Regions from separate parts of the Homo sapiens genome. Here region 1 is linked to region 2. A link is a loop called in an ENCODE intact Hi-C map of the cell type or tissue named here. Cell type or tissue: HCT116. All regions are shown on one strand. Each heading gives the region's core, and the rest is flanking DNA. Links, peaks and the distances in the headings are about the cores only.

Region 1 (5,387 bases), core at 279-5,278, 210 kb after region 2:
GACATACATGTGGCCAAAAAAAGATGAAAAAATGCTTGACATCTCTAATCATTAGAGAGATAAACATCAAAACCACAATAAGATAACGTCTCACACCAGTCAGAATGGCTATTATTAAAAATATAACCATCAAAAAATAACATCATCAAAAAATAACATACATAGGCGAGGTTGCAGGGAAAAGGGAATATACACTTTATACACTGTTGATAGGAATGTAAACTATTTCAGCCTCTGTGTGAAGCCATTTGGAGATGCTATAAAGCAGTGGTCCCTAACCTTTTTGGCACAATTTTTCCATGAACAGGGCAGAGTTGCGGAGATAGTTTTGGGATGAAACTGTTCCACCTCAGATCATCAGGCATTAGTTAGACTGTCATAAAGAACATAACCTAGATACTTTGCATGTGTAGCTCACAGTAGAGTTCACAGTCCTATGAGAATCTAAGGCTGCCCCTGATCTGACAGGAGGCGGAGCTCAGGGGTAATGCTTGCTGGTTACTCACCTCCTGCTCTGTGGCAGGGTCCCTAACAGGCCACAAATCTGTACTGGTCTATGGCCCAGGGGTTGGGGACCCCTGCTATAAAAGAATACCTGAGACTAGGCAATTTGTAAAGAAAAGAGTTTTATTTTGGCTCATGGTTCTGTAGACTGTAAAGGAAGCTTGGTGCTGGCATCTGCCTCAGGGAGCTTACAATCATAGCATAAGGGGAAGGGGAAATGAGTCAGCATGTTACATGGCAAAGGAGGAAGCAAGATTGATGGGGAAGTGTTACACTCTTTTAAACAACCAGATCTCCTTTGAACTCAGCAAGAACTCACTCATTACCTCCAGGAGGGCTCCAAGCTGTTCCTGAGGGATCCAACCTCATTACCCAAATATCTCTCAGTAGGCCCCACCTCCAAAATTGAGGATCACGTTTCAACATGAGATTTGGAGAGGATACATATCCAAACTATATCAGAAGATTTCTCGAAGAGCTAAAAATAGAATTATCATTTGACTGAACAACCCTATTACTGATTACATACCCCAAAGGAAATAAATTTTCCATAAAAAAGATACCTTTACTTATATGTTTATCTCAGTACTATTCATAATAGTAAAGACATGGAATTAACCCAAGTGTACATCAATGGTCAACTGGATAAAGAAAATGTGGTTATGTGTTTAAGATAAGTAACTAGATGCAACTGGGAAGCGCCACTCTCACAGAGAGAAACCAGGATTTTGGCCATACCAACATAATTTGTACAGACCTTTGGGGAGAAAATGCCAAATGTGGATGGTGAAGACACAGTCACTGATGCTGATGAGAGAGGAGACTAGGAACCCTATGTGGTTATCTAAATGCTACGTCTGGTTCACTGCTCCAAAAGATGCCTGGGTATGGATGAGTGAAGGGACTGGGGGACTGTTCACTCTTGCTGCAAACCTTTGGAATCCTAGCTGCAGTGACCCCACAGCCCATGAATGTGTGAGCCGGCAGGGGATTCTCCCTGGAGATTAGATGGAGATGGAGCTGCAGCAAGCACAAAGCTGGGGACCTTTGAGTGGATCAGCTCTGGCAAAGCTCAGCTGTAAGCACCCATCCCCTAGGGCTGCCCATCTACCTTTGAGAGGCTGTGGCCCCAGCTTATGGCTATGGGGAAAGCCAGGCCAGTTTCTCCCTGGGACTGGGACTTATCTTTCCTGCAGGCCCACCTATCCGCCAGCCTCTCCTAGGGCCACTGCCTGGCTACTCCATACAAGTGTGTATATAATGCAGCCTCTGCTTCCCAGCTCAGTTGCTTTGCTCCACCTACATACTTTCCAGCAACGTAGATGTCCTTTAGATGTCAGGCTGCACCCAAAACCCAACTCCAAGCGACCGGAGGAGGGAGCTGTGAGAGGGTCCTAGTACCTTAGAGCTATGGCCTGTGGCTCAGAAGTACTGAGCTGCGAGCTGTGCTCTGCATTTGAAAGGGGCAGGAGTCACACTCTCAGAAAACTGGAAGAGCTGGGTTGCACAGTTTGATGGGCTGATGTGGGACCTGGCTGTGCCTCCTTCCACTCGGTTGGGGTGTGGCCTGATTCTCTAAGGGACTTCTCCCCAAGGGAGCCCTGTGGCCTGAAAGACCTAACAGCAACAGGAAAGAAAATCATGAGAAGATTGCTGGTGATCAGGGGTAGCTCCCCGGGGGCCTTTGAGCAGATCTGGTGAGGGTGTCACCTCTATCCCCATCGCACTGCAGAACACAACTGCAAATGTGAAGATATACAAAGGAACTGTGTGGCTAGGAACTGCCTATGGCTCTCAAGTGCCATCTATTGGATCGCAGCCCAAACTACATCAAAAATTCTCTCTCATTGGAAACAGCAAGAACGCTACAACAAAGAATCTGTACAAAGCATTAGTCTTCTGAAATTCCAAAAATGAAGGCAATAGGCAATTCTCAGTTTACACCACAACTAAGGAAATACCAGCCCTGCCAGGTGGGAAAGGATCAGTGAAATAACTCTGGCAATTCAAAAAGCCAGAGTGTTCCCTTACCTCCAAATGAGCCCACTAGCTCCCCAGTGATGGTTCTTAACTTGTCTGAATTGTCTGAAATAACAGACATGGAACTCTGAATCTGGATGGCAAGGAAGCTCATTGAAATCAAGAAGAAACTTGAAACAATCTAACATAGTGAAACAATACAGTAAAACTATTCAAGAGCTGAAAGATGAAACTCCCATTTTAAGAAAAATCCAAACTGAGCTTCTTGAGCTGAAAAATTCAGTATGATAATTTCATAATACATTTGAAAGTATTAACTGCAGCATAGCCAAGCTGAGGAAAGAGTCTTCAGGCTAATGCTTCAAATCAACTAAATCAGACAAAAATAGAGACAGAAGAATTAAGAAAAATGAGCAAAACCTCTGAGAAATACAGGATCATGTAAAGAGACAAACCTGTGACTCAGTGGCATTCCTGAGAGAGAAGAAGGGAGAATAAGCAACTTGAGCATTATATTTGAGGATATATTCCACAGCAATTTCCTTAATCTTGCTAGAGAGGTTGACATGAAAATCTAAGAAATACAGAGAACTCCAGCCAGATACTATACAAGGCAACCATCCCCAAGACACATAGTCATCAGATTCACTAAGGCCAGTGAAAAAGAAAATATCTTAAAAGTAGCTAGAGAGGAAGGTTCAGGTAACCTAAAGAAGGAACCCCATCAGGCTAGCAGAAGACCTCTCAGCAGAAACTTTTATCAGCCAGAAGACATTGAGGGCCTATTTTCGGTGTCCTTTAAGAAAAGAAAACCCAACCAAGAATTTAATATTCTGCCTTACTAAGTTTCATAAGTGAGGGAGAAATAAAATCCTTTTCAGACAGGCAAATATTGCGGGAATATGTTTCAACTAGACCAGTCTTACAAGAAGTTTTTAAGGGACTGTTAAATATGGATTCTAAAGAAGGACACTTGCTATCACAAAAGCACATCTAAGCATACGGCCCACAGGCACTATAAAATGCAACTACGCATCAAGTCTACATAACAACCAGCTAGCAACACTATGACAGGATAAAAATCACACATATCAATGCTAACCTTGAGTATAAATAGTCTAAATGTCTAACTTAAAAGACACAGTGTCAGACTGGATACAAAGACAAGACGCAAACATCTGTTGTCTCTAAGAGACCCACCTCGCATATAATGATATCCAAGGGCTAAATAAAAGAGTGGACTAATATGTAGCATGCAAATGGAAAACCAAAAAGAGCAGGAGTCTATTCCTGTATCAGATAAAACAAACTTTAAACCAATCAAAATTAAGAAGGACAATGAAGGGCATTACATAACGATAAAGGGTACAATCCAACAAGAAGCCTTAACTATTCTAAATATATACACCCCCAACATTGGAGCACCCAGATTCATAAAATGGGTTCCTGGCCAACAAAAAGACTTAGACAATCACAGAATAATAGTGGGAGACATTAACACCCCACTGACAGTGTTAGACAGATCTCGGAGGCAAAAAACTCACAAAGAAACTCTGGACTTCAACTTGACACTTGACCAACTGTACCTAATGACACCTACAGAATACTTTACCCTACAACTACAGAATATACATTCCTCTCATCTGCACATGGAACATATTCTAAGATCAACCACATGCTTGGTGGTGAAGCAAGCCTTGATAAATCCAAAAAAATTAAAATCATACCAAACCAAACACACTCTTGGACCACAGTGCAATAAAAAATAGAAATCAATACCAAGAGTATCTCTCAAAATGATACAAATACATGGAAATTAAACAACTTACTCCTGAATAACTCCTGGGTAAACATAATTAAGGCAAACATTTTTTAAAACTTGAAATTAATGTAAATAGGTACACAACTTACCAAAATCTCTGGGATGCAGCAAAAGCAGTGTTACAAGGAAAGTTTATAGCTCGTAACTCCTTCATCAAGAAATTAGAAAGTCTCAAGTTAACAATCTATTGTTACACCTAAAGGAACTGGAATAAAAAATAACAAACCAAACCCAAAACTAGCAGAAGAAAATAGATAACTAAAATTAGAGAATAACTTGTTGAAATTGAAATGCAAATTCCATACAAAAGATCAATGAAATGCAGATGGTTTTTTTGAAAAAAATAAATAAGACTGATGGGCCCCTAGCTAAACTAACCAAAATAAAACAGAAAGAGAAGATCGAAATAAGGACAATCAGAAATGACAAAGGTGATATTACAACATACAAAAGATATCAGAGACTACTATGAACAACTGTATGCACACAAATTAGAAAATCTAGAGGAAATGGACAAATTCCTGGAAGTACACTATCTTCCAAGATTAAATGAGGTACAGATTGAAACCCTGAATAGACCAATATCAACTTCTGAAATTGAAACAGTAATAAGGAGCACCCCCTCAAAAAAAAAAGCCCCGACCAGATAAATTCACAGCCAAATTCTACCAGACACACAAAGAAATGCCAATATACCAACAATATTAAAACTATTCCAAAAAATTGAGGAGGAGGGGCTCCTCCCTAACACATTCTATGAAGCCACCATCAGCCTGATATCAAAATCTGACAAAGACACAACGAAAAAAGGAAACTTCAGACCAATATCCCTCACAAACATACACATAAAGGTCCTCAACAAAATACTAGCAAATTGAATCCAGCAGCACATAAAAAAACTTAATACATGTCTTTTTTGGGAACATGAATGGAGCTAGAGGCTATTATCCTTAGCAAACTAACGTAGAGACAGAAAATCAAATACAACATGTTCTCATTTATAAGTGAGAGCTAAATGATGAAAAGAAAAGATAATTATTGGGTACTGGGCCTAATACGTGGGTGATGAAATAATCTGCAC
Region 2 (5,387 bases), core at 68-5,067:
GAGAACAAGTAAGACAACATAACATTTTTAAGATTAAAAGAAATATGGGGATTCAAGGTAAATGGAAAATGGCACTTTAAACCTAATAAACCATTTAACTTGTTTCCCACCGTTTGATGATAGTGTGTCCGGAATTGGTGGGTTCTTGGTCTCACTGACTTCAAGAATGAAGCCATGGACCCTCGCGGCGAGTGTTACAGTTCTTAAAGGCAGCGTGTCCGGAGTTTGTTCCTTCTGATGTTTGGATGTGTTTGGAGTTTCTTCCTTCTGGTGGGTTTGGTCTCACTGGCTCAGGAGTGAAGCTGCAGACCTTCGCGGTGAGTGTTAACAGCTCTTAAGGTGGCGTGTCTGGAGTTGCTCGTTCCTCCCGGTGGGTTTGTGATCTTGCTGGCTTCAGGAGTGAAGCTGCAGACCTTCACGGTGAGTGTTACAGCTTATAAAGGCAGTGTGGACCCAGAGAGTGAGCAGCAGCAAGATTCATTGCAAAGAGGGAAAGAACAAAGCTTCCACAGTGTGGAAGAGAACCCCAGGGGGTTGCCACGGCTGGCTGAGGCAGCCTGCTTTTATTCTCTTATCTGGCCCCACCCACATCCTGCTGATTGGTCCATTTTACAGAGAGTCGATTGGTCCATTTTGACAGGGTGCTGATTGGTGCATTTACAATCCCTGAGCTAGACACAAAAGTTTTCCACTTCCCCACTAGATTAGCTAGATACAGAGTGTCGAATTGGTGTATTTACAAACTCTGAGCTAGACACAGAGTGCTGATTGGTGCATTTACAAACCTTGAGCTAGATACAGAGTGCCGATTGGTGCATTCACAATCCCTTAGCTAGACATAAAGATTCTCCAAGTCCCCACCAGATTAGCTGGACACAGAGTGCTGACTGGTGCATTTACAAACCTTGAGCTAGACAGAGTGCCCATTGGTGCATTCACAATCCCTTAGCTAGACATAAAGATCCTCCAAGTCCCCACCAGATTAGCTAGATACAGAGTGCCGATTGGTGCATCCACAAACCCCCTGAGGTAGACACAGGGTGTTGATTGGTGTGTTTACAAACCTTGAGCTAGATACAGAGTGCTGATTGGTGTATTCACAATCCCTTAGCTAGACACGCAGATTCTCCAAGTCCCCACTAGACTCAGGAGCCCAGCTGGCCTCACCCAGTGGATCTCCCACAGGGGCCTTAGGTGGAGCTGCCCGCCAGTCCCGCGCCTTGCGCCGGCACTCCTCAGCCCTTGGGCGGTGGATGGGACCGGGCGCCGTGGAGCAGGGGGCGGTGCTTCCGGGAGAGGCTCAGGCCGCGCAGGAGCCCACGGCGGGCTGCCGGGAGACTCAGGCATGGCGGGCTGCAGGTCCCCAGCCCTGCCTCGCGGGGAGGCAGCTAAGGCCCGGCGAGAAATAGAGCACAGCGCCGGTGGGCCGGCACTGCTGGGGGACCCGGCGCACCCTCCGCAGCTGCTGGCCCGGGTGCTAAGCCCCTCACTGCCCGGGGCCGCAGGGCCGGCAGGCGCTCCCAGTGCGGGGCCCGCCAAGCCCACGCCCACCCGGAACTCTAGCTGGCCCGCAAGCGCCCTGCGAAGCCCCGGTTCCCGCCCGTGCCTTTCCCTCCACACTTCCCCACAAGCCCAGGGAGCCGGCTGCGGCCTCGGCCAGCCCAGAGAAGGGCTACCACGGTGCAGCGGCGGGCTGAAGGGCTCCTCAAGCGCGGCCAGAATGGGCGCTGAGGCCAAGGAGGCACCAAGAGCCAGCGAGGTCTGTGAGGGCTGCCAGCATGCTGTCACCTCTCAATAGCTGGGGTAAGTTGAAGAGTGGCAATAATTATTTTTTACTTTGAGATTATTACTCAGTAAAAATCTTCCATGATGAATAGGGTTTTGGAAATAAATATAATGCGTGCGTAATGGTTAAGCTGTGTTTTTTGAGAGTTCACTTCCAGAGATGCTCTACCACATAAGCTGGAGGTCTTTGAGCCTTTTTATCCTGTGGTTGCTCATTCTCTTCACAGTGGCAGCTTCTTGGGAACTGCTACTTGCTTTCTATCACTTGCACTCTTTCCTTAGAGTGCATAGGGAGACAGTTATGGGTCTTAAATTGCAAAGTAGTCTCAAACTGAGACACTAAGATGCAATGTTCCAGATTTTGTAATTTTTCTTTAAATGCCCTGGGCTGCCTTTTTTCCCCCCTTTCCTCCTTCCAGGCTTCCTGAGTAACTACCTAACCCCTGTTCTACCTCTCCAGTCAACTTAGCAGGAGCTTCTTCCTTTGTCACCCAGCTATATCATCTACTTTTTGAAAATTGTCCTGCCCTGGAATATTATTGAAAAACAACCCACTTCTACTTTTCAAAATGTATACTTTTCTTATTAGATCTCAATATGCAAGTTTACAAATTTTGATTAATTAATGATTCCACAAGCAAATGTAATTAGATGTTTATATGTAGCCATACTAGAACATGCCATTTATGTTTCAGATGAAGGTTTTTTGAAAATAATAACTCAAAGTAAAATAGGGTTGGGAATTTAAGGCAGCAGAGTGGGCATGGGAATTATATTTGTCTTGAGGCAGGTCTTAGTGGAGCTCTCAGAATCAGCCAAGCAGGGGGAATTTGCACTAGAGGGACCTCTGCTTTAAAGTGGACCTGTAACTGCCTGAATCAGGTGTCTGGAAATCTGTTATGTCATTGGAAGAATTCATTCTGTAAATGTCAGAGTTAAAGAAAATAGTAGAGGCCGCTGAACAAATTTTGACCTCATAGGTCCATCTCTGGAGTACAGTGTAATGCTTTGTATCAAGACCTTTTCAGATTTCAACTTAATTTTCACTTATTTTATACTTACTAGATGCTTTTTCCTGTAAAGCAATTACACTCCCTATATAATACGTAAGTTCTTCAATCCTGTATCAGGTCCCTGTGAGAGTAACAGAGCATTATTATCCTCACAGAACTCAGGCAGTTGCGATAGCATCATGCAGAGGGGCAAGGCCTCAGGGCCCCACAGTAATGATCAGTTTCCTCTTTTACCCATTGCAGCCACAAGATGGCAATGTGACAATTTAAATACAATCTAGAATTCTGTTTCATATAGTTGGGAGGCTTTTAAAGACTGTGGAAAACTTAAAGCAAATAGTTTACCTGAACTGGGAATGATATTCCACAATGTATTAATGTTTGTGTGTAGTTCAGGAGATGAGTGACCTCTATAGTCAGAGTGATTCAGGCTGGGACAAAATATGATTCTACAGCCACACCTCTTGCCTTCTTGGTTTCTCGTCTAAAGTGCTCCTGTATAATGCTTGATGCAAAAGTCCGTGGATTCTGCTTTTACACAGTAATGAGAAGGTTTCAGATGATATTGACTGGCGTTAGAGGACAATGGCAGTCACTGTGGTCTTATTTTTCTTCCTGGGAGATGCAGTCAGACTGAGTAAATTCCCAGCAAGGAGTTAGCTTTTGTAGGGCAATAAATCTTATCCCTTTACAACCAAGTCATTTAACAACTCCTCCAAAGTTCATTGTTTTTCTCAGTGAGTGAATGTATGATGAGCTTTACTTTATGAAAAATGTATCATTTAGGTACTTGAATCTGTGTTGTAGAATACAGAATTGTTCATTATAGAGAAATGTTTAACTTATCTGAGGACCACACAGTGTGAAATATGCATGTATGTGTTTACTTTTTAGTAAATTTAGGGTATATTTCCTTTCTTATAACCTAGAATTTCAAAAAAATATAAAAACTAACTGCTTAATAGAAAGTTTGTGAAGATCAAGACAATAATTCATGTAAAACAGTGTAGTCCTTGGCACATAGATATCGAACATCAAATGTTAATTATTATAATATTATTATTTCTGTTGTTATGTTTGTAGTTGATGTAACATTTATGCTTTTCTATGGGAAACAGCTTGACTCTGTCACAAAGTCACAGATAAAATTTCTTACCCAATTATCTGCTTTGGAAACGTAAAGACAGTAATATGGACAGCTAATTCATGTTGATTAAAAATGGTAAGGTATATGTCTTATACAAATAATCTTGCTTAATTTTCACAATACTATGAGGCGTGTAAATATATATACGCATACGCTATATACATATTTATACTGCAATATCAATAATATGTACATTATATCTCTATATGTGAAAACAATAAGAATTTTTGTTTCCTTTGTTTAATTTCTATCTCTTTATTGATCTATTTGATGGGACGTTGTCATCATACATTTCTTTACTTTTTTAAGCATGGTTTTCTGTTTTTATGAGCATATTTACAATGGCTGCTTTGAAATCTTTGTTAAATATGACATCTAGGTCAGTTCATGGGCAGTTTCTCTTGCCTGTTGTCTTTCCTGTGAGTGGGTCACACCTTCCTGTTTCTTTGCATATCTCATAATTTTTTGTTGAAACTGGGTGTTTCAGGCAATCTATGTAGCAACAATGAATACTGATCTACCCATCTTCAGGTTTTTGTCGTTGTTGTTGTTATTATTTGTTTAATGATTTAAATGGAAGTCTAAGTGAAGAATATTCCCCCCCAGTCTACAGTCTCTGTTGTAATAACACTCAGAGGGCAGCATTGGGCATGTGCAGTCACCTTGGGATGATGGCAGTTTTGGCAAGATTCTATTGGACCCTATCTTTCCCCTAGCTCTCTCTAAATAAAGGTGTCTGCCTTGGTTGGTATCATATCCTGCTGTTGGCCTCTGCTAATTGACAGTTCACTGCTGTTTGTTTTTGACAATGCCTTGGACACAAATTGCTCCATGATCATTTGGTTTCCTTTATAGGGTTGGTTTTTGAGGACTGATATGAGTTTTTGAGATGTGTTATAAACCCAGGAGATCTCTTCTTAGGTGTCTCTTTACCTGATTCTCTCTAATAAATGTGCATCCTATAGCTCAGCCTGTTCTCTTAGAGCTACCAGCCTCCTCTTAATTGCTTTCTACCCAAATCTTCATTGTTTTGAAATCACGCTTATGTGTAAGCTTTATCATGCTCTGTTTCAAATAAAGTTAGTTCCTTTAGGGAGAGCCTTGCACTGCCTCCACACTTTAGCAAAATCTCTGAGCCACTTCTCCAGGGTTGGGGACAGAAGTGACAGCCCTGTTTTATGAGCCTAGTACTGGGCAGGGATGGTAGCCTCTAGTTTTTTTGCTTTTCTTCCCATATAGAACCTCCACTCTAGAGTGAGCTGGTGTAAAAGCATTTGGGGCCCCAGCACTTTTATCTTGCTGTTATGAATTGAATATTTTTTGCCCACCCTGCAAATTTATGCGTTGCAGTTTTAACCCCCAACATGCTGGTATTGATTATATGAGAAAGTGGAGCCTTTGAGAAGTGATCAGGTCATGAAGGTAGAGCCTTCATGAATGGA

Evidence for each region. Peaks named below come from ENCODE experiments on the same cell type or tissue, not always from the same donor. Only the 100,000 strongest peaks of a DNase experiment are listed, where the experiment ranks them.
Region 1: a loop joins it to region 2, with 12 times the contacts of the local background. A loop is called at or near these places in 15 of 110 quality-filtered maps.

The regions. Positions count from the first base shown.
Region 1 is chr5:101,939,332-101,944,718 of GRCh38, reverse strand. No RefSeq gene overlaps it. Among named protein-coding and RNA genes, the nearest start is that of SLCO4C1, 350 kb to the left of the region's middle. In HCT116, for the core only: a CTCF peak has its summit at 2,314 (motif pointing left); a DNase peak (open chromatin) is centred at 2,298.
Region 2 is chr5:102,151,166-102,156,552 of GRCh38, reverse strand. No RefSeq gene overlaps it. Among named protein-coding and RNA genes, the nearest start is that of SLCO4C1, 140 kb to the left of the region's middle. In HCT116, for the core only: a CTCF peak has its summit at 3,047 (motif pointing right); a DNase peak (open chromatin) is centred at 3,062.